2 separate regions of the Homo sapiens genome follow, and region 2 is linked to region 1. The links are chromatin loops, found by intact Hi-C in ENCODE. Cell type or tissue: transverse colon. All regions are shown on one strand. Each heading gives the region's core, and the rest is flanking DNA. Links, peaks and the distances in the headings are about the cores only.

Region 1 (12,486 bases), core at 1,933-9,932:
GACCTCCGCACAAACCTGCTCCTTTCCCTTCCACCATGAGTGGAAGCAGTCTGAGGCCTCATCAGAAGCAGACGCTAGTGTCTGCAGAACTTTGAGCCCAGTAAAGCTCTTTTCTTTATAAATTACCCAACCTCAGGTATTCCTTTATATAGCAATGCAAAACAGACTAAGACACCCTGCATGTGGCAACTTTCCCAGAACACACCAGGCATCTGCATACATTTGTCCCTCAGCCACTGTGATTTCTACCGATCCCATTCCTACTCTTTTGTTAGTTAGCATTAGGTTCAGCTGCCAGCAATAGAGACACCAAATAATAGTAACTTAAGATAGATGTTATTTCTCTTTCATATAAAAGTCCATATAGTCCTTAGGGACCCAGGCTTATTCTAGTTTACTGATTTGTCTCAAGGATATGGTTCCCATCCTCATAATCCAAGATGGTGGCTATGACTCCAACCATTACCTCTGTGTTCTTTTTAAAACATTTTTAAAATTAATTAATTTCTTTATTTTGAGATGGAGTCTTGCTCTGTCACCCAGACTGGAGTGCAGTGGTGCAATCTCGGCTCACTGCAACCTCCACCTCCCAGGTTCAAGTGATTCTCCTGTCTCAGCCTCCCGAGTAGCTGGAATTACAGGCACCGGCCACCATGCCTGGCTAATTTTTGTTTTTTGTTTTGTTTTTTAATGGAGAGAGAGGTTTTCACCATGTTGGCCAGACTGGTCTCCAACTCCTGACCTTACATAATCTACCTGCCTCAGCCTCCCAAAGTGCTGGGATTATAGGCCTGAGCCAGCACACCTGGCCTAACTCTGCATTCTAAGCATCAAAGAGGACAAGGGCATGTGTGGCTGCTTTTAAGGAAACCTACCCAAGGTACCATGCTGCATTTTCACATACATCCCATCGGCCAGCTGCAAAGAAGCGGTGTGACATTTAGTCTTTATTTTGAATCATGTACCTGGCTAAAACTCTGATCTGGGATTGTATTACTATGAAAGAAGGAGAGAGAACATATTAGGGAACAACTGGAAGTCTCTAATGTCATTTGACAGAGGCCCATTCAAATGCCTCTTCCTTTAAGTGACTCCTCAGATCCCCAAATGGAATTAGCCACTTCTTCCTGAGCCCTTGCCTGCAGTTTTTACCAGATCTCTCTGTCATCTACTGCAGTCAGTTCTGGAGTTGGTTTCCCTGCTAGGTTATAAGCCCCTGGGAGACAGGAGCAGTGCCTTCCATAACCTTAAACCTCCTTCTATAACCTTGAGCCAGTTGCAAATGGGGCAGGGAAGGTTCTCAGTAAACATATGTTGACCAAATGGAACTGGCTCCTAAGCATCTCAGGTCCTTCCTCCCTGGGGACCAGTGGTGTAGCTTTGGAGGTGCCTGGTAGGTGTCAGGATCACAGCCTGGAGCTGATGCACATATGGACCTATTCTGTGTTTATGTCTTATTTGCTTTTATTTAATAGCACTTTGTGGAGGTATAACTTATAGACGTTAAAGTTCTCTAATCTTAAGTCTAAGCACAATGACTTCTTATAAATGTACACATTCATGTCACTACTGTTCCGAGCAAGAGGGAGAACATTTCCAGCACCTCCAAAGGTGCTCTTGTGCCCTTTCTTAGTAATAGCCCCTGCAGAGGTAACCATTGTTCATATTTTGTGTGTGGCTTTGGCTTTATTGATACTTGTCTTAACTGCAGCAACAACAGGCTGCTTAGTGGCTGCGAGGAAAGCCTGGGCTGGGAAGCATCTCTCTCTCCAGCTCCAAGTCCTTCTCCAACTCTCTACATGCCAGTCAAACTAGACTTTAAGTTCCTTTAACTCACTCAGCTTTCTCTGGCCGCAGGACCTTTGCACACGCCATTTCATCTTCCTGGGGCACTCTTCCCCCACATGTGGGCTGTTTCATTCCTGTTTGAATTTCGGGTCTCAGCTCAGACATTATTGCTTCAGGAGACTGTCCCTGCCCCCACTCAGACTGGGTTCTTCACTCCCACAGAACATTGAACTTTTCCTTCTGAAAAGATGATCACTCTTGTAATTCCATAATTCCCGGCATGTTGGTTGGACACATTCTAAAGTGACCCCATGCCAGAGAGACATGCCCTTGTATAATCCCCTCCCCTCGAGTGTGGGTGGGACCTGTGGTTTGCCTCTAGTCCATAGACTGTGTCAAAGGTGAAGAGATTTAGCAGCTCAAAACCAGTTGATTTTAATTCAATAAAAAAGGGATATTACCCTGTGTGGGCCTGACTTAATCAGGGGAAAGGCCCTAAAAAAGGAACTGACGCCGTCCTTGAGGTGAAAGACTCCTGTTGGCCTTGAAGAATCAAGCCACCAAGTAAGGAAATGAACTCTGCCCGGGATCTGATGGAGCTTGGAAGCAGATCTTTTTCCAGTTAAACCTCTGCTGAGACTGCAGCCCAAAGTTTACCTGGGTGCTGTGCTCATGGTCTCACCTGGCGGAGCTTTTTGAGACCGTGAGCAGAGGGCCTAGGTAAACTATGCCAGAACCTTTGACTCACAGAAACTGAGATAAGGAATGTGTGTTGTTTTAAGCGTCTAAGTGTGTAGTAAGTTGTCACACAGCAATAGCTAACAAGTCCATCTTCCTTTCCCTCTAGAATGAGCTCCTTAAGAGCAGGGACCTTGTCTTGTTCTAAATTGGAGACATCCCTGTTCTCTAATATAGAGGTTTCCAAACTTTCTTGGGTCACAGTTCCATTAGTGTCTTAATTTTTTTTCATGATGCCCCTAGATCAAAAGAAATACCTAACACTTCCATTTATTAAGTAGCTTTATCTGAAGAACTTAATATGTATTTATATCCTAATAATTTAGTAGCCATTTGAAAAATAATACATATAAATTGAAAGAAAAAATATTTTTATTTTTATTTATTTAATTTTTCTTTTTCTTTTTTGAGGCAGGGTCTCACTCTGTTACCCAGGCTGGAATGCAGTGGTGTGATCATAGCTCACTGCAGCTTCAAACTCCTGGGCTCAAGCAATCCTCCTGCCTTGGCCTCCCAAAGTGCTAGGATTGTAGGTTTGAGCCACTGCACCCAGCCCATATTTTTCTTTCTTTTTTTTTAGTTTTTTTTGAGACGGAGTCTCACTCTGTCACCCAGGCTGGAGTGCAATGGTGCCATCTTGGCTCACTGTAAGCTCCGCCTCCTGGGTTCAAGTGATTCTCCTGCCTCAGCCTCCTGAGTAGCTGGGATTACAGGTGTGTGCCACCACGCCTGGCTAATTTTTGTATTTTTAGTAGAAACAGGGTTTCACCATGTTGATCAGACTGGTCTTGAACTCCTGATCTCAGTTTATCCACCTGCCTTGGGCCTCCCAAAGTGCTGAGGTTACAGGGACGAGTCACTGCACCTGGCCTTATTTCATTCTTAATTGTAGTTACTAACTGGCAGAATCTGTGTGCCTGTTGGCAAACCTTTTGTTTGTTTGTTTGTTTGTTTGTTTGTTGTTTTTGAGACAGAGTCTCACTCTGTCACCCAGGCTGGAGTGCAGTGGCACGATCACAGCTCACTGCAACCTACACCTCCCAGGTTTAAGCGATTCTCCTGCCTCAGCCTCCTGAGTAGCTGTGACTGTAGATGTGCACCACCATGGCCCAGCTAATATTTGTGTTTTTAGTAGAGATGGGGTTTCACCATGTTGGCCAGGCTGGTCTCGAACTCCTGACCTCAAGTGATTCACCCACCTCGGTCTCCCAAAGTGCTGGGATTACAGGCATGAGCCACTGCACCTGGCCCATTGACAAACCTTGAAATCAGGTCGAACACCATCCTCATCCTCATTTCTTGTTCGCATTGATTTTCGCATCAATGAAAATCTATCTTCGCAAAGATATGACATCATCAAAAGAAATGTATGTAGTGCAATCTAATGTTTAGTATGAATGTGAACTACCTCAAGCTTGTGTGGTGTTACTGTTTTCTTTGAAAACTTAAGGCCAGGTGTGGTAGCTCACACCTGTAATCCCAGCACTTCGGGAGGCCAAGGTTGGGGGATCACTTGAGCCCAGGAGTTCAAGACCAGCCTGGGCAACATGGCAAAACCCTACCTCTACAAAAAATACAAAAATTAGCTGAGGGTGATGGCACATGCCTGTGGTCCTAGCTACTCAAGGGGCTGGGGTGGGAGGATCACCTGAGCCCGGGGAATTCAAGGCTGCAGCGACCCGTGATCATGCCACTGCACTCCAGCCTGGGCAACAGAGTGAGGCTCTGTCTTGAAATATAAAAAAAAGAAAATTTAAAATATCCCGTACTGCCCCTGTGAGTTCACTGTGGTGCCCCAGGGTACCTTGGCACAGAGTTTGGGAACCATGAACTTGCTAGGTACATGGGTGGGACTCAACAAATAGTCATGAACTAAGTGACTGACTGAATGAACAAAATAACTGTGGTAGGAAGGGAAGCCAGAGAGGGACAAAGAGGGGTTTGAGGTGGAAGGACCTCTTTATTTTCCCCTAGCACAGTGGTTCTAGAGGGCCATCAGTCAGAGTCTAAACAGGAAAGCAGAAGACACTTCAGATGTTTCCAACAGGAGGAATGCGATACAGGAGATTGGTTATACAAGTGCTGGGAGCATGGAGAAGCCATATAACAGATGATGGGGTCAATGTGGAGACTAGTGAGAGTAAGAAACTCTATGGCCCTGAGTCTGCAAGACAAAGGGAGGAAGGTATTAGTGGGCCCCCAAGGAACTGCAGCAGGCCTGTCGGGCAGCAGTTGAAGCCACGAAGGAGATGCAGCAGCTGCTAAAGATGCCAACCGAGGCAAAGCGGCGGGGCGGGGGGAGCGGGGAGCAAATACCCAGCTTTTCCCTTCTTCTTGCCTTCCAATCTCATTAGCGCCTCCTATTGCCCCAAAGTGGCAGAAAACTAGTTGGCACAGAGCCTGATGAATGCAGGCTGCAGTGTCACCCCCTGTTACTGAGAACAGTGGGGGAAGAAATGGACATTAAAACAAATAATTGTTGGCCGGACACAGTGGCTCATGCCTGTAATCCTACCTAGCACTTTGGGAGGCCGAGGTGGGTGGATTGCATGAGCTCAGGAGTTCAAGACCAGCCTGGGCAACATGGTGAAACCTCGTCTCTACTAAAATCCAAAAAAATTAGCCGGGCATGGCGGTGTGCACCTATAATCCCAGCTACTTGGGAGGCTGGGGCAGGAGAATCACTTGAGTCCGGGAGGCAGAGGTTGCAGTGAGCCAAGATCACGCCATTGCACTCCAGCCTGGGCAACAGAGCGAGACTCCATCTCAGAAAAAAAAAAAATTGTCATGGGACAGAGACTGGGCTGGGAGGAAGGTCATCGCCCCCAGGCTCTTGTCCTGGCCTGGGACTGAGAAGGGCCAGCATGTCCAGGACTGAACCACAGAGGACACCCTGTGTTCTCCCAGACACCAGGGAGGCCCCTTTTTCCAAACCTGGTACTGAGACTAAGCCCAAATTATACAGCTTTGGAGCTAGACCTTCTGCCAACTGGCTGTGTGACTGCCATCAGGTCACTCAACCACTCTGATCTCTGCTCTCCTCAGTGTCAAACATAGGGCTTGGACAAGACGGCCTCCTGGGTTCTGCCTATCTTTAGCATCCTTCAGTGTACAACTCAACCAGACTGTGAAGGAGGAGGAAGTACCAGAAGGGTGACCTGTAGGCGGAGAAATGGGTGGGCAAGAAGGCGGGGCCAGCTTCCACCCATTTATCTGTGAAACAGGGCGTGTAGGCGGGTTGCTGCAGATCACAAGCCTCTGAACCTCAGGCCTTTCTTGTCAGGGTCCGTGGAGTTGTCTTCTTTCTGGAGCTATTATCCAGGGCCAGGAGCTTTCTCTGGAGGGAGAAGAGTCCCAGGACAGTCTATCCCCTGGCCTCTCCTCTTAAAGATGTAGAGAGAGCTTACGGTCTGAGAGAGGGGACCATCTGACTCTAGAGGCATTTGCAGTGATCTCAGGGAGGGGAATAGAGGCTGGGAGGCAGGTTCAAGGGGCCCTGAGAGATTTAAAGAGATTGAAACATCGATGTGAGGAGGCAGCTGGACCAGAAGTTGTCAAATGTGTCAGAGGCCTGGAGAATTTCAGGGCTGGAATATACCCCCTACCTAGTGCAGCACTCTTACTGTACTGATGAGGAAACCAAAGTCCAGAGAGGGAAGGTGACTTGCTTAAGCTTCCTGATCTATTTCTAACCAGCCTCTGGACTCCCAGACTGGTTCTTTCCTGAACGAGAGCTTTCTCCCACATCAAACCCAGATCAAAACTCACTTGTTCTGTCTCATTCTGTCACAGCCTTTAGGCTGTGCTTTGGATTACCTGTTGCTCTTGCAAGTGAACCGAGCAGTTAATTTTCACTGAAACATGGGTTTAGGCTGGGTGCAATGGCTCACACCTGTAATCTCAGCACTTTGGGAGGTTGAGGCGAGAGGATCACTTGAGCCCAGGAGTTCAAGAGCAGCCTGGGCAACATAACGAGACCCTGTCTCTACAGAATTTTTTAAAAACTTAGCTGGGTGTGGTGACAGGCACCTGTAGTCCCAGCTGCCCAGGAGGCTGAGGTGGGAGGATTGCTCGAGCCATGCAGGTGGAGGCTACAGGGAGCTGTGATAGCACCACTGCCCTCCAGCTTGGGGGACAGATTGAGACCCTGTCTCAAATGAAACAAAACAAAAACAAAGACAAAAACAAAGACAAAAACATGGGTTTAATGTGCAGTGCTACTAGAATATCAGTCTCATGAAGCCCAGGATATTATCTGTTTTGTTTCACACTGTATTCCTAGCACCCAGAACAGTGCCCAGCACCTCATAGGAGCTCTATCAGTGATCCCCTCTTGGAAATCAGAAGCTTGTTGAAGATGATGTTCTAGACACAAAGTGCATCCAACAGTAGATGTTTCATGTTTTGGTTGGGAGAGTTATTTGAGGTTTCCCTCCCAAATCAGGAGGGCTATGCTCTCCATGCTCATGCTGAACACCCCGCCAATGACCCCTGGGAAGATGGTTCAGTCCTTCCTCAGTCCCCCTCTCTCAATATCTCAATATCCTCATCTTAGAATTTTTCCAGCTGGATCTGCTCCATCACAAAGAATGTAAAGAGTGTCCCTCCTCTCTTTTGCTCTGCCCTCCCGCCAAATGTCTCTTTTGCTCCGTCCTCCCCACAAATGCGGAGGATTAGGAGAGTAGTAAAAGACCCTCCCTCCCTTTTGGCCACAGCCTGGCACCACCATTGGAGCTTTTTCTTCTGAAGATGTTATTTTCTTTTTCTTTTTTTTTTTTTTTTGAAACAGAGTCTTGCTCTGTCACCCAGGCTGGAGTGCAGTGGCGCAATCTCTGCTCATTGCAACCTCTGCCTCGTGGGTTCAAGTGATTCCCCTGCCTCAGCCTCCCAAGTAGCTGGGACTACAGGCACATGCCACCATGCCTGGCTAATTTTTTTTGTATTTTTAGTAGACACGGGGTTTCACCATGTTGGCCAAGATGATCTCAATTTCCTGACCTCGTGATCCACCTGCCTTGGCCTCCCAAACTGCTGGGATTACAGGCATGAATCACAGCACCCAGCCTGAAGATGCTATTTTCAAGCTGCAGGCCCATATTCTCAAATGCCCATTCGGCATTTCCTCCTGCAGGGTTGCTGTGGGTTGAGTTGTGTCCCCAAAAATATATGCTGGGGGTACCCGTGAATGTGACCTTATTTGGCCAAGTTAAAATGTGGCCATACTGGATTGGGGTGAACCCTAAGCCAATGACTGGCATCCTTATCAGAAGAGAGAAAGTTGGACACCAACTTGGACACAGACATAAGGAGAACTCCCCGTGCCCACAGAGGTAAAGCCTGGAGTGACGCATCTACAAGCCAAGGAGAACCAAGTGGTTGGTTCTGGCAACCATCAGTAGCTAGGAAGATGCGAGGAGGGATTCCTCCCTGGAGCCTTTGGAGGGAGCATGGCCCTGCTGACACACCTTGATTTTGGCCTCCAGAATTGTGAGATAATAAGTTTCTGTTGTTTTAAGCCACTCAGGTTTGTGCTGTTTGTGAGGGCAGCCCTAGGAAACCCATACAATAATCTGCTGGAACCTCAAATGCAACACATTCCAGAGATAATCACTTTCCTTTTCAAGCCCGTGCCTCCTGAAGTTGCACTAATTCTTTTCATGACATCCCCCCTGGCCTTTACCCAGGTTTGAAAGATCTCAACTCCATCCTCATTTATTCTTTGGCAAATCCTTACCAAGTCTTGTCCTTTTGTCCCAATCATCTGTCTTTGTTCTCCCTCTCCCCTGCCGCTCTCTCCGTTTAGACTCTTAATCTGGACTCTTATAATCCCTGCTTCAAACCGTCTCACATAAGAGTGAATAAATAACTTTCCATCATATAACTGTCATGTGATGCCCCACTGCCCCCAGCTGAAACCCAAAACAAACACCTTTGTAGGGGCCCCTGCTGAGGGCCCACCGGCTCGCTTTTACCTGGGTGGGGTGCTTGTGCCACTGCTGTGGATATTGACTGATGATAACGCAGAACTGCTCCATCTTTGGAGAACTGCCCTGGATCCTGGGACCCATCGCTTCCTGGAAGTTATGCACCCCCTTGGGGGCGGCCTACAGCCAATGGGGCACACAAGACTATCTCTCTTGCCTCAAGCAGGGCTGAATCTGTGATGGAATTCCTGCTCCAGAGCTCCCTGAGGAATGGGGCTGAAGCCAGACTCCCCGGGAGACCACATCCTTGCTTAGCCCCTTCCCCTGCCCTCCCCTGCTTCTCTTGAGAGTTCCTTCCTGCCCTTCTCTTGAGAGTTCTTCCTCAGTGATCACATCATGTGAGTACCTGTCTCAGGCTTTGCTTTTGGGGAGTCCACCTAAGAACACCCTCAATAGAGCAATGGGGTTCCTTAGTAAAACCTGCACTCCTTCACCCAGCACTAAAGGCCCTCTGTGGTCAGACCCAGAGCACCCAGTCTCCCCACCTTGTCCTCACGTCCCTCTTCCTTTGGTCTAGGTGCTGAGCACAGTAGATCATTGAACTGCATACTGAGATGGAAACTTGTTCCTCCACTTCTCACCTCCAGCCTTTGCTACGCTCTTCCTTCTGTCTGACCTTCCTCCTCTGCCTCCCTCATCCATGCACATCAAGAGTAGCAGGAATTTCAATTGCATTATTTCTGTCTCAGTTGAGGTCCCAAAGTCAGCAGGTGCCAACTAGTCCACAACCAAAGTGAGGTTAGAGACAACCCCAGCAGCACTTGCAAGGAAAGTGCCAAGAGCTGGGACTCCTTTGGACTATTCACTTCTAGGCCATAGAGAAGTTGGGAGGCTCTGGGGCTGGAGGTTCTGAAGAGAGAGGTATTGGTGAGCCGAGCCTCATCTCTCCCTGTGTGGAAGGTGAGATCTGCTGGCCGAGGATTTCTCATGGAGCATCTGGGGGCTGGTTGGGGTTGGCTTGTATTCTTTCCAAAGGGGTGGACCAGCAGGTGCTGAGATTGCAGGCAGATGAAATGACAGCTGGATAGAGCCACACCCATGTCCGGGACTGATGACAGGCGAGAACACTCAGCAAAGCATTGGGAGGGGCTGTCTCCAAAGAACTTGTGAAGGCCCCCATGAGAGGATGGGGCAGCGTTATCCACATGCCGAGCCCACAGAAAGCCTCGCTAGAATGTGTGACCGTACCAGGCAAGTAAAACCTTTCTTGCTCCATCTTTCCCTCATCCCAAACCTGGAGGGGCGGAAGTGGCCTGGTGGGTGGGAAAGGGGAAAAGAAGCTATGTAGGGGAAAGTGAAGAGAAGCAAGGAAAACATGTCCCTCCGCTCCCACAGCAGGAGGCTGGCGAGGTCAGCCCCCACCTGGGGTAGGCCGACAGGAAGACCTTTGAATTCATATGAAGGGGCCCCCTGGCAATAGGTAGACTGTATTTTTAAAAAAACAGACAAGCAGCTGGGCATGGTGGCTCACGCCTCTAATCCCAGCACTTTGGGAGGCCGAGGCAGGCAGATTACCTGAGGTCAGGAGTTCGAGACCAGCCTGATCAACATGGTGAAACCCCCTCTCTACTAAAAATACAAAAATTAGCCAGGCTTGGTGGCACACTACTGTAATCCCAGCTACTCGGGAGGCTGAGGCAGGAGAATTGCTTGAGCCCGGGAGACAGAGGTTGCAGTGAGCTGAGATCATGCCATTGCACTGCAGCCTGGCCAACAGAGCAAGATTCTGTCTCAAAAAAACAAAAACAAAAACAAAAACAGACAAGCTCTACCATGGAAAATTTGAAACATATCCCTGAGTAAAAAGAATCCTATCACGGACTGGTATATTCCAGGGCTCAGTGTCAATAGTAACCAGCACATGGCCGGTCTTGTTTCATCTGCACCCTACTTTTTCTCCTTCCTCTTCCCTTAATGGATTTTTTTTCTTACTTTTTTTTTTTTTTAAAGATGAGGTCTTGCTATGTTGCCCAGGCTGGTCTCCAACTCCTGGGTTTAAGCAGTCCTCCCACCTTGGCCTCCCATAGTGCTGGGATTACAGGCATGAGCCACCACACCCGGCCTAATGGATGTCTTAATTGCCAAATGAAATAGATTTTTTATTTTTTATTATTTTGAGACAGGGTCTCAGTCTGCTGCCCAGGCTGGCATGCAGTGTCACAGTCTTGGCTCACTGCTGCCTCAACCTCCCGGGCTTAAGCGATGCTCCCATCTCAGCCTCCTGAGTAGCTGGGACTACAGATGCGTGCCACCATGCCCAGCTAATTTTTGTATTTCTAGTAGAGACGGGGTAACGGGGTTTAACCATGTTCCTCAGGGTGGTCTCGAACTCCTCAGCTTAAGTGACCCTCCCACCTTGGCCTCCCAAAGTGCTGGGATTACCGGTGTAAGCCACTGTGCCTGGCCTGAAACAGAATTTTTTTTTTTTTTTTGAGTCTTGCTCTGTCACCCAGGCTGGAGTGCAGTGGCACGATCTTGGCTCACTGCAACCCCAGCCTCCAAGGTTCAAGCAATTCTCATATCTCAGCCTTGCTAGTAGCTGGGATCACAAGCATGTGCCACTATGCCCAGCTAACTTTTGCATTTTTAGGAGAGATGGGGTTTCACCATGTTGGCCAGGCTGGTCTCAAACTCCTGGCCTCAAGTGATCTGCCTGCCTTGGCCTCCCAAAGTGCTGGGATTACAGGCGTGAGCCACCATGCCTGGCCTGAAACAGATTTTTTAAATGCAAGCGAATAAAGGGTTTTTACTGCCTATGAGTAATTTTGTCTCTGTGTGGCCAAGGGATAGTGGCTTCTCCTCTCTGTGCTGTAGTTAATGCAAGATCATGATCCCTGTCCTTCTGACCCCACGTAAGAGGCTGGCCATGGACCAGCATCTTATGGTCTTGTGCCAGGTGGATGGGTGAGATGGTGATAATGACACTGATGATGACAATGACAGTTACCAGGATCAGAGAGTAAATGGATGGTATATGGGTGGCATGCCGTTGGTGTGGGTGGCATGTGAATATGACGTGTGCGTGTTGTGTTGGTGGTATGTGGGTAGAGTGTGGCTGACATGCTGTTGTGTGCTGGCATGCGGTTGGTATGTGGGTGTCAGCCAGTTTGCCTGGGCTCAGGGTGTGTAATGATTTACCTGATTTGCCTTCCCCTGTGCCTTCCCTCCCAGTGGCAGCCGACTGCATTTCATACATACCAAGGTTCTTATCACATCAAGAATTCATAATCATCCCAAAATATTCAATGGGGATATGAAATATTTACACATGAGGCGCCAGACGATGAAACGAGCCTGTCCCCAGACCCTGGCAGAAACCTCTCTCCTGCAGGGACAGGAATGAGGCTGGGAAGGGGCTGGGGCTATCCTTGCAGGTCCCCATCTCTTGGGTCTCTGCAGCACATACTGGGTATCCTTGTTTGGTGGGGGGCAATCAGATCTCCGGCCTCCTCCCTGCCGCTTGTGTGGCCTCCACTCCCTTACTCTCCCACATGGGCAAGATGCCTCTGCTTGGCAGGGCATGGGTGGGGGGAGCGGTGAGACAGGAACAAAGAGAGGGGCTTGACCTAGATCATAGAAACCCAGAATCTAGGAAATGGAAGCAATCTCAGAATTTATCCACACCTCTTTCCTCAAAATGCTGCAGGGATCCTTGTTTATCTGCTTGCTTAACTCCAACAACAGGGAGCTCACTCCCCTCATTTAATAGCTGGAGACTTGTGGTTAGGAAAGTCTCCCTCGTACTGCAGTGCCTACAGGCTCCACTTGCCAGCCCTCTTCAGCCCCTCTGAGGGGTCACCTTGTCCATCCCCCTGCCAGTCTGGGTCCTCAGTGTCTTGAGACCCCCAGGCCTGTCTGCTGCACGGGGAGACACCAGAACACAGATGGGCCCCTGAGCAGCCGTAATGGTCTTGTCTATTTAATTACCACGCAATTAGCCTAATGCATATTTAAACATTGCACCAGAGCTGCTCAT
Region 2 (12,486 bases), core at 2,733-10,732, 750 kb before region 1:
GAGCCCAGGAATTCAAGACCAGCCTGGACAACATGGTGAAACCCTATCTCTACAAAACATACAAAAATTAACCAAGCATAGTGAAGCATGCCTGTAGTCCCAGCTACTTGGGAAGCTGAAGCAGGAGGATCCCGTGAGCCTGGGAGGTCGAGGCTACAGTGAGCCCTGATCATGCCACTGTACTCCAGCCTGGATGATGACAGAGTGAGATTCTGTCTCAAAAAAAAAAAAAAAAGTTGCAAGGAAATAATAAAATGTTGAAAATATTTTATTATTGGATGGAGAGATTATGAATAATTATTCTCTTTTTTTGAATTTCCTTATTGAAAAATAATTTTCTTAATGAAAATTCTATAATGAATGTGTACCACTTTTGAAATTCAAAAAAGCATTATAAAAAAAGAAACATTAATTTTTCTTAACAAAATGGGTTGAGACTTCACCTTCAGATCACACATTCTTTGCAGAGCTGCTGGTTTTCGTCTGACGTTTTAAAAAGCTGTCCACCACACCTTGGTTTGCAGAGCATGTCTCTGTAATAAGGTAAAGGCCTCATGGCACAGTGAGAATAGACGTGGCCTAGGAGCCCGGAGACAGGACTGTGCTATGCCGACACATCGCAGCCTGAAGTCACTGCCTCGTCCCTGGGTGTTTCTTCATTTACGGAGCTAGAGAACGTTGGTCCATAGTTTCTATACGGTTCCTTGCAGCTCTAAACCTGGATAATTCTGATTCTTCCCCAAGCTTCTCAGCATCTTCTTTTTCTTTTTTTGTCCCCTAATATCATCTCATTGATGCTAAGTTGGGAGGCTAGATCCATTTGAAAATCTGACTCTGGGAATCTTTGTTGTTGATATTAAAAAAAAAATCCCTTGGACACTTAAACCTGTAGGGGCTGGGCATGGTGGCTTACACTTTTGGGGGGCCGAAGTGGGAGGATAGCTTGAAGCCAGGAGGTTAAGACCAGCAACACAGCAAGACACTGTCTCTACAAAAAATTTAAAAATTAGCCAGAGGTGATGGCATGCACCTGTAGTCCCAGCTACTTGGGAGGCCGAAGTGGGAGGATGGCTTGATCCCTTGTCTCAAAAAAAACAACCTTTAGGGAATTGCTTTTTCTAACTAGGGACTTTATTCTCTATTACACCTATTTCATACTTTGTGCACCCATTTTTAAGATCTAGAGCAGAGGTCAACAAATGTTTTTGGTAAAGGACCAGATAATAAAAATTTCAGGCCTTGTGGGCAACATAAAGTCTCTGTTACAAATTATTCTTTTTCTAAACAATACTTTAAAAATATAAAATTTATTTTTGGCTCGCAGGCCATAGTTTGCTGATCTCTGTTCAAAACCTTAAAGGAGCAAGAAATTGTTTTAGTCATACCTGGTGATACTTGCAAACTCGATTCCCCTCCACCTTTCTTTTTTCTTTTCTTTTCTTTTCCTTTCTTCTCTTTTCTTCTCTTTTCCTCCTTTCCTTTCCTTTCCTCTTTCTTTCCTTCCTTCTCTCTCTCTCTCTCTCTCTCTCTCTCTCTCGCTGACTCTCTCTCTGTCTCTCTCGCTCTGTCACCCAGGCTGGAATGCAGTGGCGTGATCTCAGCTCACTGCAGCCTCGACCTCCCTGGACTCAGGTGATCCTCCCACCTCAGCCTTCAGAGTCGCTGGGATTACAGGCATGTGCCACCATGCCCAGCTAATTTTTGTATTTTTTGTAGAGCTGGGGTTTCCCCACATTGCTCAAGCTTGTCTTGAACTCCTGAATTCAAGTGATCTGCCCTCCTCGGTCTCCCAAAGTGCTGGGATTACAGGCATGAGCTACCACACCCAGCCCACCCCCTCCTAAGGTAGGTCTTCAGATTATAAATAAAATAATCCTTCAGAATGACAGGAGATAATTTATATAATGGATAACCACAAGCACATAATTTTGTCTAGTTCTTCAAATGTCTTTATAACCAAAAGCTCAAAGATGGAATCTACCTTACACAGGACTATTTTAAATTGTTCTTTATATTGTGTCCTTTGTGCTGTTCCTGAAAATATGTTAGAATCCTAGATTTGGGTACAGATTCAAGTAGTTAACTCTCATGCTCTCAGCAGGGCCCATCTCAACTCTCTCTTGTAAACATAAGTGTTAAGCACAGATTTTAGAGTTAAATGGACCGAATTCAGTCCCAGCTTGGTCATTTACCAACTATCTGACCATTTCAAGTTAAAATGAGAATAGTGCTACAAGCATACCCCTTTTTGTTACACTTTGCAGATACTGTGGTATTTTGTTTTGTTTTTACCAACTGAAGGTTATGGCAACTCCGTGTTCAACAAGTGTTTTGGCCCTATTTTTCCAGCAGCATGTGCTTACTTGTGTGCCTATGTCACATTTTGGTAATTCTCACAATATTTCAAAACTTTTCATTATTATTATATCTATTGTAGTGATCTGTAATCGATGATTTTTGATGTTACTATTGTAATTGTTTTGGAACATCACAAACCACACCCATAGAAGACAGAATTTAATAGATAAATGTGTGTATTCTGACTGCTCCACTGACTGGTTGTTCCCCCATCTCTCCCTGTCCTCCAATCTCCCTATTCCCTGAGATACAATATTGAAATTAGGCCAGTTAATAACCCTACAGTAGTCTCTTTAAGTGTTGAAGTGAAAGGAAGAGCCACATCTCTCTCACTTTAAATCAAAAGCTAGAAATGATTAAGCTTAGTGAAGAAGGCATGTTGAAAGCTGAGATAGGCTGAAAGCTAAGCCTCTTAAGACAGTTTGCCAAGTTGTGAATGCAAAGGAAAAGTTCTTGAAGGAAAGTCCAAGCACTCCAGTGAACACAGGAATGATAAGAAAGCAAAGCAGCCATTGCTGATATGGAGAAAGTTTGAGTGGGTATGGATAGAAGACCAAACCAGCCACAACATTCCCTAAAGCCAAAGCCTGATTCGGAGCAAGGCCCTAACTCTTCAATTCTGTGAAGGCTGAGAGAGGTGCGGAAGGTGCAAAACAAAAGCTTAGAGCTAGCAGAGGTTGATTCATCTTGGAGCTAGCAGAGGTTGATTCATAAGATGAAGAACAGAAGCCATCTCCATAACATAAAAATGCAAGAAGAAGCAGCAGCTGCTTGTGTAGAAGCTGCAGCAAGTTACCCAGAAGACCTAGCTAAGATCATTGACGAAGGTGGCTACACTAAGCAGCAGATTTTCAAGATAGATGAAATAGCCTCCTATTGGAAGAAGATGCCACCCAGGACTTTAATAGCTGGAGAGGAGAAGTCACTGCCTGGCTTTAAAGCTTCAAAGGACATTTCTGATTCTCTTGTTAGGGGCTAATGTAGCTGGTAACTTTAGGGTGAGGCCAGTGCTCATTTATCACTTTGAAAATCCTAGGGCCCTAAGAGTTATGCTAAATCTACTCTGCCTGTGCTCTGTAGATGGAACAACAAAGCCTGGATGACTGCACATCTGTTTACAGCATGGTTTCCTGAATATCTTAAGCCCACAGCTGACACCTACTGCTGAGACAAAACAGCTCCTCTCAAAATATTCCTGCTCATTGACCATGTACCTGGTCACCCACGAGCTATGATGGAGCTGTACAAGGAGATGAATGTTGTTTTCATGCCTGTTAACACAACATCCATTCTGCAGCCCGTGGATCAAGGAATCATGTTAACTTTCCAGTCTTATTTACGAAATACATTTTGTAAGGCTATAGCTTATAGCTATAGATAGTGATTCCTTTGATGGCAAATTCTTTTGATTCCTCTGATCTGGGCAAAGCAAATTGAAAGCCTTCTGGAAAGTATTCACCATTTAGAGGCCATTAAGAATATTTGTGATTCGTGAGAGGTGGTCAAAATATTAACAGCAGTAAGTGTAGTCTGAAGATATGACTGGATTGCTGCAAACTTTAATGGTTGAGGAGTTGCTTCTTATGGATGAGCAAAGAAAGTGAAGATAGAATTCTTGAGATAGAATCTACTCCTGGTGAAGATGCAGTGAATATTGTTGAAATGGTAGATTCTAGAACAAAAGATTTAGGCTGTCACACAAACTTAGTTGATAAAGCAGTAGTAGGGTTTGAGAGGATTGACCTCAATTTTGAAAGAAGGTCTACTATTGGTAAAAATGCTGTCAAACAGCATCGTATGCTACAGATAAATCTTTCATGAAAGAAGAGTCAATAGATGCAGCAGACTTCATCATTGTCTTACTTTAAGAAATTGTCACAGCCACCCCAGCCTTCAGCAACCACCACCCTGATCAGTCAGCAGCTATCAACATTGAGGCGTGATCCTCCACCAGCAAAAAGGTTATGACTCACTTGAGACTCAGATGATTGTTAACATTTTTTAGCAATAAAGTATGTTTTAATTAATAATCTGTACTTTTTTTGGACATAATGCTGTTGCACACTTAATAGGCTACCATACAGTGTAAACGTAATTTTTATATGCACTGAGAAACCAAAAGATTTGTGTGGCTTGCTTTATTGTGTGGTCATAAACTGAACCCATGACATCTCCCAGCTATCCCTGTACCTGTCTCATAGGGTTGCTACAAATGTCAAAGGAGATCAGGCTTGTAAAACAGCCTTAGCAGAGGTCTTGGTACAAAGGAAGCACTCAGTTGATAAAGGATTACTGTTATCTCTTTTTGTTTTAAAAAGATATCCAGTATTCTTCTTCAGGAACTGATTATAATCTCAAATAGTAGTCAGTCCCAGGAAGTGTTTTTATAAATCTAACCCACATTTTATCTACTCTAGAACTTTTGCCCATCTGCTGAACCTTTAATCCATTTCTTTTTATTTAATCCTCATTAGACATTTAAAAAACAACTAATGATTACCCCTGAAGAATAAAAATATAACACTTCCTTAGTAATTCTAGTTCTAGTTTCATAGGTCTGATTTCCCTGTGCACTAGTTATTATGTCTCACCTTTATGCTTCTGTGCATGTCTACAGTTGAAGAGCAAAGAGCTGAACACAGGATTCTAAACAAGGATTTCATCGTCATTTCATTTATCCATTGAGTAAAATGTTTACGGAGCACCCACAATATACTAAACACTGTGCCTGGAAGTAGACATATAGCAGTAAACGAGATTAAGTTGTTGCTTAACGCAGTTTACATTGTAGTAGGAGAGAGAGAAAAATGAGATGTAAAGAAATAAATGTGATACTGACTAGTCATAGTTTGACAAAATTGGAATGGGGGAATAAGCTAGCCAGTGGTTGAGTTTGGGGAAGGAGCACTTGAGCAGAACGGTCAGGGAAGGCCTTTCTGAGGAAGTGAGTTGAGCCAAAACTTGAATTACAAGAAGTTGGCTTGGCTATGCAGCAATCTAAGGGAGAAGTGTTCCAGGCTAGGGAACAGCAAGAGTAAAGGCTGTGAAGTAGAAACTAGCTTGGGGTTTTTGAGGAACAGAAAGAAGGCCATGTGTTTCTGAAATCTGGTGGGTAGATAGTCTGTAGGGTGTTGGGAGGAAGGTATGTTTAGCAATGAGGGCAGACAGATAGACAGGAGCCATGTCCTACAGGGACTTGATAGTGTCGAATTCTAAGGATGATGGGAAACCATAGAAGGGTTTAAACCAGGTGATGGTAGTTGAGATTTTTGAAAGATAACTCTAGTGTGATCTAGTGTGAGAATGGACTATAGGGAAGACCAGACAGCAGGTGGGCAAGGAAAAGTGAATACAAGAGACTGGGAAGGAGCTGCCAGTGAGGCAGGAAGAAAACAAGGACAACATTTTCATGGAAGTCTTAAAAAGTCAGTCTTTCGGTATGAGGAGGGGAGATGGGAGAGGGCAGTAGGTAACAGAAAATCGACTCCTGGTTGTAGCAAGATAGAGCTTAGTGGCGTCCTTTAAGAGCCATTTCAGTGGAGTCAAGGGAGAAGGGAATAGAGGCTGAGGGAATAGGGGTAGCAATACATGTAGAAGATAAAGTATCACTGGGAGGGGAAGCAGAGAAATGATGAAGAGGATGGAGGGGGACCTAGGGTCAAGGGAGGATGATGTTAAGGTATGTGTGTGTGTGGACTGGAATGATACCACAGGGAGGGAGGATTTGATAATGCAGGAGAGTGGATCTTTGTAGGGGCCGTGTACCTCATTATGGGAGAGGGGCTGGATCTCTAGCTCAAGGAGAAGATTGACTTTAGGTAGAATTGAGGTTCCTTCTTTTCCTGTAACAGGAGGAAAGGCAGAGTATGTAGAATAGATGTACCCAGATTGAAAGAGGCAAAAATGGAAGCCTTACCTTCATGTTGACAGTGCTTGTGCCTTGGTGGGTCTTTGTGGTATATCATGGCCTCAAGCTCTGTTTTTGCAGGTCCACTGAGTTATTTGTGCTATATATATTCTTTTCCTACCCAGGCCATCTATCTCAGATACAGATCTGTTTACATGTCTGTCTCCCCCACTAAACTGGCATCTCTTCAACAAGAGTAGTTATCTTTGTATCTCCAGACATAGCTCAGTGTTTGGCAAGAACTGAGTTGAAGGAATGACAGCTACATCAGTAGAAAGGACTCATATAACAGCTACACAAACATGCGGTAGAAAGGAAAGTAATTCAAGAGCATGAATAAAATTAAGTGTTTATATCTTAGAATAATTAATATGATTTCTCTCTTTTAAGTGGAATACATTGTTACTGAACACCAGAATTGAGGGGTAGCTAAAAGTAAAAAAAAAAAAAAAAGAAAGAGAAAGGATCACCTCACACCTCACTACCATCTGGAAAGAAGATGAGCTTTTAACAGCCCCTTTCAGTAGGGACGAGTTAGTGCCTGGCATGCTTTGGTGGGAAGCACATTTCTAGGTTCAGGAGAAAGTGAGAATCAAACGTGTCTGGGAAAAGGAGATCCCAGTGTGATCAGCTTGCTTGTGGAAGATTAGCAGGGGTTGGGGGCGTAGAGGGCTTCGGGCAAGAGTAAATGTTAATGAGAGATGGCTTAAGCAGACTTGTGCCCAAACGAGTGAGAACAATTTGACAGGAAGTTCAGTTGAGCATGTGTAGCACTTCTCCAAATGCTTTCTTCTTGGACTGGGAAGAAACACAACAAAACAAAATAGTTACTTTCCCCTTCAACATTATACAGCACATCCTAAATGAAACATGACTTTCTGAGTTACAAGCTGCCCCTGGCAAAAAGGCTGGTTATAATCTCAGTGTGTTCCCTGAAACTAATGTTCCTTGGGCACTCCAGATTTGTGTGACGTACTGTAAGTTATATCCAACTGAACTGTTCTTTTAACTGCCTGCATTAAGCATCATCAAATAAGTTGCGCTGAAAGGAACCACCTGAATAAAGAAGCTTTTATACCTTTGTAAGTCCTCACTGCATGACCCTAGGTCACTGCTGTTGAACTTGGGAGCTTTCTCTCCCACTTTTCACTCTCTTGCCTTTAATGGATGGGGGTCTCCACACCAGGTTTTCTTTCTCTCTCATCTGCCAGGTGCTAGCAAATGGTGCTGCCAGCCTCATTAGGGGAGAGGGGGTAGTGTGGAGGCAGGCACTGGCCCCTCCCTCATGTGCCCCGCTTCCCAGAGGCCTATGGGATACCAACTGAAAAGAGGTCGTGAGCAGAGCTGCTCACCCTGGAATTCATTTTCTCTAGACTCATTAAAATGCTGCCTTCCTATCTCCCTTGGATTTTTACTTTTCAAAACACTTTACGATGTGCGGCCTCATTTTATTTTACATTAAGCTGACAACCTAACATCTCACCAAGTATCAACTGGGAATACAATTTTGCACTCACTGTGCTGTGCCATCTTGCCAAGTTTTGTCTTTGTTACTCAGCTCTCATTCAGAAAGGAATTAATTTGAATTATATGATGCTATGGTTGTCTCCTTGAAGAAGGGCTAGATTCCTGCACACCTTGGGAAAGTATCTATCTGTGAATGTACTTGAATCTTCCAGGTTATATGCCATTCTTCTCTCTTCTTTCCCTTTCACATCATCATGGGCTCCTCTCACGTTAGAATAAACCTTTCTGTTTTGCCTCTCCCTACTCAATGGGATTTCCATTGTTTCTGTCTTCACTTCCTTTTACCTGGGAGAAGCTGATACTGATGGAAAGGCATTTTTGAGTCTAGATATAAAGCTCTTTGTTTAAAGAGCATTTTTAAAAGAAGGGAATTTTTACATTGCCAAAGGTACCCAGGTGTTGCCTTCCTTCCCCATGAGGATTTTGCACAGAGCGCACATTCATACCCACTATCTCTTAGTGTCAGCCTGTGTGATGGCTATATGCTGTCTACCAACACTACAGTCTGTTTGGGAAGCGCCAAATCTTGGGTAGGCACTGGATCTAAAACTGGCACTGGAATCATCCACTCAGAGGAAGAAAGATTGAGGTCAGGTGGGGAATAAGACAGGCAAGTTGTCAGGCTTCTTTTCAGATGGTTCTCAGAGTACACTTCCATTACTTAGAACAGTGGGTTTGGTGGGGGGTTTTGGCGTGTTCTATAGCTGAGCTACAAGCAAAATTAGAGCTTTTTACTTATATACTACTTTGCATGGAGGTAGTCTCAGGGTCCCAGTTACAGCACTGATTTCTTGAAAAGAGTTTGATGTTCTGGCCCATGCTTAATTTAAATGAGAGGCTAAAAGCAGATTGTGTAACCCACCAATGCCCATTTGACAGGACTTGCACCAATCTGACCTACACTTTCATAAGAGCTCCTAAGCAGAGTGCTGTACTGTGGGTCTTCTGCCTTAACTCCAGGAATGGCAGAGATGAGCTACTGTTTATTGAGCACCGACAAAGGAGAGGTACTCTGAGTGTTGAATGCATGCTGTCTCTCAGCCCACAAGAGCCCTGCAAAGGAAGTGCATTGCTCCCCGTATTTATGGATGAGGAAGCTGAGTATCAAGAAGCTTGCTCAGAATCATGCAGCTAGCAAGGAGCAAGGCAGGGTTTCAGAGCTACGTTTATCTGTTTCCAAAGAGTACACTCTCCCCTCAATTCCCAGTAGTACTTCTCCAGTAAATCTTAAGTATTGTATTGCTTTTTTCCCTTCTATTTCTCTTAGCAGTCTATAGAAAAGAGCGTTTATTTAAAGATTTTAGTGCTCATCTGGGCATAGTGACTCATGCCTGTAATCTCCACACCTTGGGAGGCCGAGGCAGGAGGATCGCTTGAGCCCAGGAGTTCCAGACCAGCCTGGGCAACATGACGGAACCCTTTCTCTACCAAAAATACAAAAGTTAGCTGGGCATGGTGGTGCACACCTGTAGTCCCAGCTACTCAGGAGGCTGAGGCAGCGGGATTGCTTGAGCCCGAGAGGTGGAGGTTGCAGTGAGCCGAGATCACGCCACTGCACTCTAGCCTGGGCGACAGAGCCAGATCCTGTCTTTTAAAAATAAAAATAAAAATAAAAAAAGATTTTAGTGCCCCCTATAACTTGAGGCTTGGATTCTGAAGTGAAAGTTGTTGTTCTGAGAGGTGTTGATTGAGCAGTAGTAATACCAACTACATCAGTGGGACTTGGTGGCCCAGTCACACGGATGCAGTCAGAAAGGGAGTGTTACCTCATAAAGCAGTGATTCAAGCCTGGGCTTGGATTTTAAAATGTTGGAAAGTTGTGAAGAAATGGGATTTTTTTTTTCTTCCAAAGATTGTAATAACTTTGCCATTGTACCATTAACATAGTCACCACCTCATGTTTGTCATGTAACCAATTTATGTTTTTACTAACATTGAGGAAATGATTTTTTTTATGCTTCCTCCTTTCTATCTTTCAATTTTTTCCCATCTACACTGTGTGGATTATCAGATAAACAGGAAGGTCAGTGCTCGCTTAACCAGGGTTTGGCCAGTGCTCAGTGGGTGGGAAGCCGTCGGGAGAGGAGCTGGAGGGGTTGTGTGTCTGAACCCCTGTGCTCCACATTGGGCGCCTGTCAGGTTCCACTGACTTTTCATTGTATATTTGGAAACTCTTTCATAGCCAGAGCAAAGCCCAGGGAAATCTCTCCTCCTGTGGTGTTGGTCGCGTTCTTGTAGTTTCCATTTGATAACAGCATAGTTTACAGAGAACTTTTTGAGCTTTTGGAGAACTCCTGAGACTTATTTTGTCTTTGCCTGCAGCCAAAATAATTGAAGCATTGTCAGTCTATTTCAGCAGCACTTCTTCAGGTAGACTGTGATACTATTTGGGATGTTCAGATAGACCAAAGAGAACACAGATTGTAGCTCCTCCTGGAGCTATAATCCTGGTTTTATATATGATAAAAGTGAAATGGAATTTTAGCTCACAAGACATACCAAGGCGACTTGGTCATTATATAGTAGCAGCCTCGCTTATAATTTCCAGAGTTTCCTCTGAGTTTTAATCTGGCATTTGTTTCTTCCCTTCTCCAAGGAAAACAGGAGTTCTTAGCTCTTCCCTGTAGCTTCTGAAATAAATTCACACAGAATTTGAAGGCAAGTGAAGTAGGTCAGAATCCTTCCGGAAGCCAAGAACCCACTTATCTTCCCTCCTTTAGTTTTCTGTTTTGTCTGCCCATGCACATTTCCTCTTAGGTCCTCTAAGGAGAGTATGGGAAGAAAGGGAGTCAAATTCAATGATGCAGAAAGGGTCAGAGAAAGTGGTTGTAGATGACTGATGAGATTTGACACCATCCTCACTGCCGGCCATGTAATTCTCTAAAAAAAATAGGAGACAAGATAGAGATAGTCAAATCATACTAATAAACTATTTTTCAAGCATCCACATGCCCAGAGATGCTTAAAAGACCAGTAAATGGATGTGTCAGATGATATATATGAGTAAGCTAATATGATAGTCAAAATCAATAAAATAAAACCAAAATATTTTAAAGGTGGCAAAGCTCATGAGAGCCCAGTACTCAGAAATATATAACCTTCCTTTGCACATGTTTCTCCTCACATATATACGCACGTAATCAGAGACTGGTGGTAAAATTTTTAAACTTCTGACCCCCTCCCCCTTCCTGGTAGGAAGCAGTTGAGGGAAAAGAGAGGAAACAGCATGTATTGACCACATGCTGCTTCCTCTTAGGCACTCACACATGCTTTTTGTCTTACCTAATCCTGTATAACATCCCTGTGGCAGCAGGGGTATTCTCATTCTTACAGATGAAGAAATTGAAGCCCAGAGAGGTTGCACCGTTTTTAAAAAGTGATGGGGCCAGATTTCAAAAACGGGTTCACCTGACTCTAAAGACCTTGTGTGAATTGTCTTTCCACTAAACCATGCTGCCTCACCACAGAGCCACTGATGGCTTTACTTGATGTGTTCGTGGCATCGTTGCTCAGTTTGAGTTAAGTGAGTAATTCTTAAATGACTCGAGGATAAGAAGACCTCCTGTAGAGGCTTTACAAATTCAAATACCCCCAGTTCGTATTGCTTTCATCCTCGCTTTCTTAACTATAATCAGCATTGATTCTTTCCTATTCCCTGATAGCATTAAGTTATGATAACACTAGGGTGACAGAAAATAAAATCAGCAAATATAGATACTGCTCGTTAGCTCAGTAAAATGTGAGAATTGGCAATAAAGTAGGTCTTATCTAAAAGGTATGGATATAAATACAAAGCACAGGATTAGAAGCATTTCAGATAAAGATAACTCTGTTTGCTAAACAAGCTTTTTTAGGTATAAAGGAAAAGACAGTCTTGCTTCTGAGCATCTTATTGTAAGCATGATTCTGCCCCTGGCATGTCCTGTAGATGAGAGTTTGCTCTTACAAAATAAGCCCTGTCTATTCAATTGTATTTCGATGTTACAGCTAGCACATAGTAGGTACTAGGTAACACTTAGTTGAAGTGAATCGCTCTTAGTCTCTAATAAAATGTCTTTTAACTACTTCATTTTGCTTCTGTTCCTTGTACATCTGGATTACTTTACTCTCCTCTAATTTTGATTGTCATCCCCAGTAATTAGAGAAAGAAAGCGCAGATTAAGCTTTCTCATTTCATTTCCCCAACTTCTCCCTCAGTGGAATTCATGCCATTTCAGGAGCTCTTCCCTTTTAGGATAGACATCTGTCTTTGTGATGCATCCCCTGGTCCTCAGCCCTTATTAATCTTCAGAACCCCACCCATCCCAGGTGTCACCTCTCTGAAGCCTGAATGTCACTGGCAGGGCCCCATGTAGTGTTGTTGCTGTCCTCACTCCCTGTGCATATTTTAAAAATCAGTTAACAAAAGTTTCTATTTAAAAGCTCCAAGGGAAAATTAGGTATAGTAATAACATTTTCCTATGATTATTTGCCATATTGGCATTGAGGCAGAGAAATCTGTTAGAAAAACTGTTTGCTCTTTTCCCATGTGTCTATACTGAATAATATAAAGCTGGATACGCTGTCTCTATTCTGAAGCTGTCATGTGTTATAATAACTGGTTTGACACTTATTATCTTTTTTAATGCAAAGAGGAAATTGTCAGAGTTCACAACAGTAAAATAGATCCTTTGTTATTTGTATTATTTTTACTT

What was found. Peaks named below come from ENCODE experiments on the same cell type or tissue, not always from the same donor. Only the 100,000 strongest peaks of a DNase experiment are listed, where the experiment ranks them.
Region 2: a loop joins it to region 1, with 6 times the contacts of the local background. A loop is called at or near these places in 4 of 110 quality-filtered maps.

The regions. Positions count from the first base shown.
Region 1 is chr6:37,725,267-37,737,752 of GRCh38, reverse strand. No RefSeq gene overlaps it. Among named protein-coding and RNA genes, the nearest start is that of MDGA1, 34 kb to the right of the region's middle. RefSeq lists enhancers at 5,794-5,843, 9,194-9,694. In transverse colon, for the core only: no CTCF peak of the experiment used is centred there; a DNase peak (open chromatin) is centred at 5,719.
Region 2 is chr6:38,476,644-38,489,129 of GRCh38, reverse strand. The region is part of intron 6 of BTBD9 (BTB domain containing 9); the gene reads left to right. It overlaps BTBD9-AS1 (BTBD9 antisense RNA 1), which reads right to left and starts at 7,534. Exons shown (of 2, transcript NR_144472.1): 1 at 7,344-7,534; 2 at 6,603-7,063. RefSeq lists an enhancer at 11,221-11,744. In transverse colon, for the core only: no CTCF peak of the experiment used is centred there; no DNase peak of the experiment used is centred there.